Regions from separate parts of the Homo sapiens genome. Here region 1 is linked to region 2. A link is an interaction called in ENCODE POLR2A ChIA-PET data of the cell type or tissue named here. Cell type or tissue: Panc1. All regions are shown on one strand.

Region 1 (4,000 bases), 790 kb after region 2:
GTGTTTGTTTCTTGCCTAAAGCAAGCAGTGCAGCTTTTGCCCTGCTACTTGCTTACAATGGATTTAGAGACTGAGAGTAACTTCCCTTCCCTGAGCCTACAGTTCGTGCTCTGCCCTCCATATTCAGAAAACAGTATTAGACGGAAGAGAAGGGGCCGAACATCCCTGGCTTCATCCAGATGGAGCAATCCCACTCCTCAAAGCAATCTGAGGGCTAAGAGTGATTTAATAAAGATTGCTAAGAATGATTTAATAAAGATTGCACATGAGCAGCACTAGTAAAGAATTTGGCAACATATAATACATATAACACACTTAGGAAACACATACCAAATGTACACCACCTATTTCTGCAGCACGTAATCTTTGGTTAGGCTGTAACTGCCTTAAGGACTTTCCCATCTAAAGTTGTATCAAATATGAGCCTTACCATAATGCTGTCAGGCCAGGAAGGCAAGTATTATTCCTAACGGTGGCGCACAAGGTCCCCTACCATCTTATACCACACTGCAGTGTGCCCTCTCTGCTTCCTAGGTTCTATCCACACTGACCTTTCTGTTTCTTGAACACATCACGTAGTTCCTACCCCAGGACCTTTGCATTGGTTGTTCCCTCTGTGGAACACTCTTCCCCTGGGTCTTTAAATGACTGTCTCCCCACCATACAGCTATCAACTGAAATTCCTCCTACTCAAAGAAACCTTCTCTGGCCACTTTAAAGAAACACTACCCTCATCTACCCCTTCCCCAACACATGCTTCTCTATTATTTTACCTTGTTTATTGTCTTCAAAGGCCTTACCATTCTCCGGAATCATTGCCTTTATATATTGGTCTATGGCCTCTGTTCCCCCGTAGAATGAAAGGTCAATGAAGGAAGGGACTTTGTCTAGTTCACTGCTAGGTTCCCAGCATCTAGAACACTGCCTGGCACACAGGAGACACTAAAAAACTATTTACTGAGTTCATTTCAGTTTGGTCAATGAGGAAACCAACATCACAAAGATGAAGTGAATTGCTGGGATATAATTAGGGCAAACCTGGGACATCTCTTAACTTTCAGACCAGTGCTTTTCGCTCTAGGCAAGGAAGTTTACTACTTGCCCATTGGGTAGCCCAGAATTAACATGTTGTCCTTTGGCGTGACACAAGAAGTTGAGATTTCTTGTCTTCAGAAGTAGGAATGGACAGTCATCCTGTCAAGATATGTGTGTGTAAAAACTTAACCCAGGGCTCAAAGGTGCTGTTTTTGCCGTATTTTCCTGGGATTTGGGGGTTTGGGTCCCATCTAGAGTGCACTAATTTTGAGAAGCAGCGTGAAGGGATAGAAACAAAAAAACTTGGCTTGGTCCTGAGCAGGCCATTTATTGCTGGGTGATATTGGACAAATCTATCACCTTCTCTTGAAATTAAGGATAACGTAAGCTTTTACATGGCTGCCCTGAACTGAATAACCCTGAACACATAAAATACCCAACCCAGGTCCTGGAGTACAGGACACATTCAGCGCATACTTCGATGTTTCCCTTCATCCAATTTGTTGTTGTTTTCAGAGACAGGTCTCATTCTGTCACCCAGGCTGGGATGCAGTGGCATGATTGTAGCTCACTGTAACCTTGAACCCCTGGCCTTAAGCAATCCTCCCACCTTGGCCTCCCAAAGTGCTAGGATTATAGGCGTGAACCACTGTGCCCAGTCCTTCATCCAATTTATGATTGAAGCCTCTTTCCTTTAGGATATGAGCTGAGTTTCTCTCTCTCTCAAGCTCTCAACATGCCTTGAAATCTGCTTTACTATAAACGAAAGTGGCTGATTGATATCTGGTGATTAACTAATGATGACAGAAGGAGGGAGGTGACTCTCTGGGGTGACTAAAATGTTTACACTGGGTATTTATCATGCTGCAGTTGAGCTGGAGATATGATCTTGGGGAAAAAAAAGGACTAAAAATGTGACTGCCTCAGTGCAAGTCACGGCTAGACAGAGAGCTCGGCATGCCACCAGCACTGACCTCATGCTGATGGCTCTCAGCACTGAGAAGGCCTGTCAAGACGTGCCAGAGGCTCCACCATCAGGCCAGGGCCAGAGGGTGAAGATAAAGCAGCGTATAAGAGGTAAAAGAAGAGAGATCTAGGAGTTGAGTTTAAATTCCAGGTCCTCCGGCTCAAATTTTGCAGAAAAGGTTTTTTTCTTCTGTTTTCCTCATATACCCTGGAGTTTTTAAGCATGGCATATTTGGAATACAGTTACCACAGGAGAATGCTGGAACTCCAGGGTGAAAAGAGAGGCAATATTTAAGAAAATATGATGTTCCGCCTCTATGAAAAAGCTTGACAGTGTTAACATGCAGCGAATTCAATAGGTGTAATGGGTCGTGGTAAACTACATCCACAGGCTTCCAACCAGCTCTGAGAATAATACCTGCTTTCTCATTGAGTTACAGCGAGAATCAGTATGGGAAAGTGTTAAGCTCTAAGTCACTCCATAAATACTAGGTGTTTTAATGATGACAATTTGGCGGTGAGCAGGGTCGGTGCAGGGAAGATGTCAGAACAAAGTAGGCTGATCTTCCAACGCTCACTCCTGCATTGGCGTCTGGCTCTTAGAGCTCAGTTACTTACTCAGCTGTAAATAAACTCTGAGATGCAGCAGCTCAGCTTCATTCCCTCCCTGCCCTTCTCTTTTGCCTGAAAACATCAAGGGATTGGATGGAAACAAACCATGCAGCAAAAATGTGCTGAAGAGGAAAGAGACTTGTACACTTGAAAATCGCCTCTAAATAGTACTTCTCAGAGGTAAAGCAGTTTAAAAATATCTGTGTATAAAATACACTGAATCAAACAGCACAGAATCTACTGAGCATTGGTATAGATCCCTTTCTTCATCAACACACATTCTGTGACAAAAGTATTTATTTGACTACATAGGATTCAGGGCAGAGAAATAAAACCTGCTGTTAACTGAAGGAAGGCAGCAGCCTTTGTTCTGGCTCAAACGATGTTGCTTGATGGTAGCATGTAGACATACGAAAATAAAGATGATCAAACAGAAGAGTGTGATATATAGTCGTACATTTTGTGAGAGAAAATCTGTACCATTCTGGAAGAGGTGCTTATAAAGGTTCCAGGTGCTGCCGCAGCGCCTGGGTCCACACATCATATGACTTGACATCTTCATTTACCATTTCAACCCTCTCATCATTTCCTCTGCATCTCTGGCTCTTGGGCTTAATTCTTTGGCGGACATGCTTATTCTCTTTACTAACAGGCAGTCAATATTACATCATCCAGTTCTCTGTGATTCCTTTCACACGATGAGATATATTTGAGCAAATTCTGTTGGGACTTGTTTTTCAACTCCACGATGCCTGGCAAAGTGAGGCAGTGAGAATGCCATGCAAAATACTGAAACTTGATTGGATTGCAGCCCAGACGGCGTGACTACAGCAACATGCTTACCCTTCTTTATGTGAGCTGGTGGCTGTAAGACATCCATATGCTGCTACTTGGGCTTCCACCCAAGATGAATAAAGAATGAATGAGGGGGAAAAAGATAACAAATTAATTAGGATTGTCTGTTAATTGAGAGGGTTTGACACGGCTACCTTGTGTTCAACAGATCATGCAACCAGCAACATATTAGTTCATTATCAAGAAAGCAGAACTTGGGGTGAAAAAAATACAGAACAGCACTACAGCAGGGTTTCTTAGTCTTAGCACTGTATACATTTTGGGCTGGATAATTCTTGGTTTTGGGGGGGTCTGTCTTTGGCATTGTAGGGTGTTTAGCGGCATACCTGGCCTCTACTGACTGGATGCCAATAGCACTCTCTCCGCAAGTTGTGAAAATCAAAAATGACTCCAGACATTAGTAAATGTCCCCTGGGGAGCAAATTGCCCCCAGTTGGGGACCACTGCAATACAGTAAATAATACACATCCTGTAGCCCCTCTTTATGTCTCATGTCTTTCCTTTCCCAGTGACCTACTTGACAGGAGCTTGT
Region 2 (4,000 bases):
ACATTTTCACTTATTTTTTAGCTTCCAAATATTGAAATATTTTCTTTATTATGTCGGGGATACGTGATCACATACAAAAGAATCTCCGTTGCTGTATGCACTTTATTGTCACAAATTATTTGATGGCTGTTCATAATCTTAAAAACAAAAACTGTGAGATCAAGTGGTGACGTCTAGGAGGATGTGCAATGTGAAAGCTCCCTACTTAGGTAAATAGGTCTGGTGAGTACCTGTGGCAAAATTAAAGTCTCATTCCTTTGAATTTTAATATTTAAAAATTGTTGAAATTTCTCAGTTTCTCTACTTTGCAGTACCCACTCATTCTTAATTGGTCTTTAAAGATTTATTTTAGAGATAAAAAAATTTCTCTAAGATACCCATAATAGGAAGTATTTCATTTGTAAGTCGAATCAGTTTTTATATAATAATCAGTGAAAACTATTAAAGTCTAGCTTTGCTGAAAGACATTTTCCCCTAATAGTGTCCACTGATAGTTTTAAGGCTAATTACTGTAAATTCTTTTTTTGTCAGCAGTATTTGTAAGCAGGATTAATAATTCTGGGAAAATAGAATCTCATGCAAGCTGGACTCCCCCCCGCTTTTTTGTGAGTGTGTGACGTTGTAAAGTTATCACTTAAAGATTTTTATTTATTTATTTATTTTTGAGATATGGAGTCTTGCTCTGTCACCCGGGCTGGAGTGCAGTGGTGCGATCTCAGCTCACTGCAGCCTCCATCTCCTGGGTTCAAGCGATTTTCCTGCCTCAGCTTCCCAAGTAACTGGGACTACAGGCGTGCGCCACCAAGCCCAGCTAATTTTTGTGTTTTTAGTAGAGATGAGGTTTGGGGTTTCACTGTATGTCGGCCAGGCTGGTCTCGAACTGCTGGTCTCGAACTGCTGACCTCAAGTGATCCACCCACCTCTGTTTCCCAAAGTGCTGGGATTACAGGTGTGAGCACCGCGTCCCGCCAGACTTGAGTTTTTTAATGAGTGAAACAGCATTTTAAAAATCAGAATGAAAGTAATTTCCTATATCAGTTTCATTAAGTGATTAGTCTTGCCACATAAATTGTTATTGATGCTACTGACAAAAAAACATCAAACACTAATGAAACAAATGCTGGATTTGTGGATTTCAAAAATTATAAAATATTTCATACACTGTAAGCTCAGAATAATTTAAATACACTTAAAAGTAATCTCCATTTGAAACGATACAGAGTGTGTCTGATTTCCTCTGGAACATTTTCTGGGGTGGGGTTTTTTGTTTTGTTTCTCAGGTAACCTATTTATGTTAGTGATCTTGTCAAGTGGAGGTAACTTGAAACAATTGTTTATTTATGTTTATTTACAGGGGTGGAGGTGGCTCACACCTGTAATCCCAGCAGTTTGGGAGGCCGAGTTGGGCGGATCGCTTGAGCCTGAGCAGCATGGCGTGGCCCCTTCTCTACAAAAAATACAAAAAACAAAACAAATCAAAAAAATTAGCCAGGCGCTGTGGCGAGTGCCTGTAGTCCCAGCTACTTACGAGGCTGAGGTGGGAGGATCATTTGAACCCGGGAGGCAGAGGTTGCAGTGAGCAGAGATGGTGCACTGTGCACACTCCAGCCCGGGTGACAGAGAAAGATCCTGTCTCAAAAAAATAAAAAATAAAAATAAAATTGTATCTTAGCAATTATCACCTAGCATTTTGATACGAAGTTGAGTGAAGCAATGGTTAACAATTAAAGAATTTATTGGCGCAATCTAAATATAGTACCAGGGATACTAGGAGCTAGAAATTATGTCTTAGTTTCTAACCTTGAGATTATTATTTAACTTTTTCTGTTTAAGCTTTTCCTGTAAAACTGGGATAGTCACACGCTTCAAGAAGGCAAAGATGAATAAACGTTTGTCAAAGTTAATGGGCTTCAGAATTAATATTCTGTCAGTGTTGATGCTCAGTGCTTGTGTAACCCTTAGTTTTGCATTTACTTTAAAAAATGAATTAGTTTACATTCTATGTAATTTTTATGAGCAAAAGTTCAGTTTCTGGAGAATGTGGTGAAACCCACAGAAACAGGAGTTGCTTATGATCCGTAGTTTATAGATTTTTATTTTTGAGTGAGGTAGAAGATTAATAGATTTTTTGAATTCTGAGTAGCAGAATAGAAACGAAAGGCATTAAATGTTTTTCTTATTAACAGTGTTGTTTTGCTCATTCTGGAAATAAGCCACCTGCCCCCCCTTTGCTTATTTAAATGAGAATTTGCTTAAAGCTTAAGTGGGAGGAGGGAAGAGTAAGTAGAGGATGGGCATAGTAGAGCGCCCGTCATAAATTTTAAATTTTTTTATATATTTTATTTTATTTTTGAGAGATGGGGTCTTGCTACATTGCCCAGGTATGATCATAGCACACTACAACCTCAAACTCTTAGGCTCAAGTGATCCTCCTGTCTCAGCTTTCTTTTCTTTCTTTTTTTTTTTTTTTTTTTTTAAAAAAGATGTAGTTTAACTCTGTCACCCAGGCTGGTGTGCAATGGCGCAATCTGGGCTCACCACAACCTCCGCCTCTTGGGTTCAAGCAATTCTCCTGCCTCAGCCTCCTGAGTAGCTGGGATTACAGGCATGTGCCACCATGCCCGGCTAATTTTGTATTTTTACTAGAGACAGGGTTTCTCCTTGTTGGTCAGGCTGGTTCCGCCCCTCTTGGCCTCCCAAAGTGCTGGGATTACAGGCGTGAGCCACCACGCCCGGCCCTGTCTCAGCCTTCTAAGTAGCTGAGACCTCAGGCATACACCACCATGCCCAGCTCTTAAATTTCCTTGTATCTTTTCAAAGTTAGCTTTAATATGGGCAATATAACCAACTCATTTTCTTAAAATTGACTTAGAATAAGTATATAGAATAACCAGAAGTAATTTCTTGCATTTACTTGTTTTAGGATTATTACTGTATTTATTATACAAAAATTGGTTATAATTGGAACCTTTTAGACTAGTTAATTGTATTAGACTGGGCCAGTAGTCACTCATTCAACATTTCTATTGAACATCTACTGTATACAGGCTAGGCAAGGATGATCATGGTCCCTGGCTTCAAAGAGTTTATAGTCTCTGGAGGAAGGTAGACAGATAATCGTAGTAAACTATGATTTATATATTTTATCACTGAGGTGAGTACAGTAAAGAGGGAGGTTATTTGGGAGTTTTAAAAGAAACATTCCAACAGAGGAGTTGTTCTAAAGAGATTTTAAAATAATAGTTCGTTGGAAAAATTGGCCATTGTAATAGTTGATTTGTTGGAGTATGATATTTGCTGACAGCACTATATACTGGACTGGCCGACTGGTTGATTGTAACTGTTATTGACCATTGATCAGTAGTGATCTGGTGGCTGACAGTTGTTTTGAAGGGTTGAATTACAGTCGTGTGTGTATGTGTATACATACGTACATGTGTTTGTATATATATGTGTGTGTGTGTGTGTGTGTGTATATATATGCAAGGACCTAGGTTTAGATGTTACAGAGGATATAAGATACAGGAGACTCTAATAAAAAAATATGTTTGTGTGTATATATACATATATACGATGTGTGTGTGTATACATACATGTATACGGTGTGTGTGTGTGTATATATACATATATATGATGTGTGTGTGTATATATATATATATAATTTTCTTAGTTCATATAAGCAGGGCTTCTCAACTGGGCATAGTACTTTCCCTACCTCCAGTTCTCTCTTTGATGGCACTTAGAAATATGTGGGATCAGGTTTTTGGATGTTGCTATGACTAGGGATGTGGTACTGGCATTTAGTGCCCATGAGCTTCAATGCTAAGTTTTCTGAAGTGATCAGGACCGTCCCAACAAATGAAAGCGTAATTCCTCTAAGTACCCTTTTCAGAAACATTGAACAGAAAGAAAAATAGTATATCTAGAAGATTTTTTTTTTTAGTCCTTCTACTCTTTTCATATTGAGATAGTTAAGCTCCAGAAATATACTTTATTTGGA

The links. Peaks named below come from ENCODE experiments on the same cell type or tissue, not always from the same donor. Only the 100,000 strongest peaks of a DNase experiment are listed, where the experiment ranks them.
Region 1: POLR2A ChIA-PET joins it to region 2 with 8 read pairs; 1 of 35 experiments calls an interaction of 5 or more read pairs at or near these places.

The regions. Positions count from the first base shown.
Region 1 is chr6:87,942,804-87,946,803 of GRCh38, forward strand. LOC105377882 (a long non-coding RNA gene) reads left to right here. Exons shown (of 3, transcript XR_001744246.1): 3 at 1-1,240. Among named protein-coding and RNA genes, the nearest start is that of SPACA1, 100 kb to the right of the region's middle. In Panc1, no CTCF peak of the experiment used is centred here; a DNase peak (open chromatin) is centred at 1,928; H3K27me3 peaks cover 181 bases.
Region 2 is chr6:87,157,041-87,161,040 of GRCh38, forward strand. The region is part of intron 1 of ZNF292 (zinc finger protein 292); the gene reads left to right. Among named protein-coding and RNA genes, the nearest start is that of ZNF292, 3.5 kb to the left of the region's middle. In Panc1, no CTCF peak of the experiment used is centred here; no DNase peak of the experiment used is centred here; H3K4me3 peaks cover 284 bases; H3K27ac peaks cover 491 bases.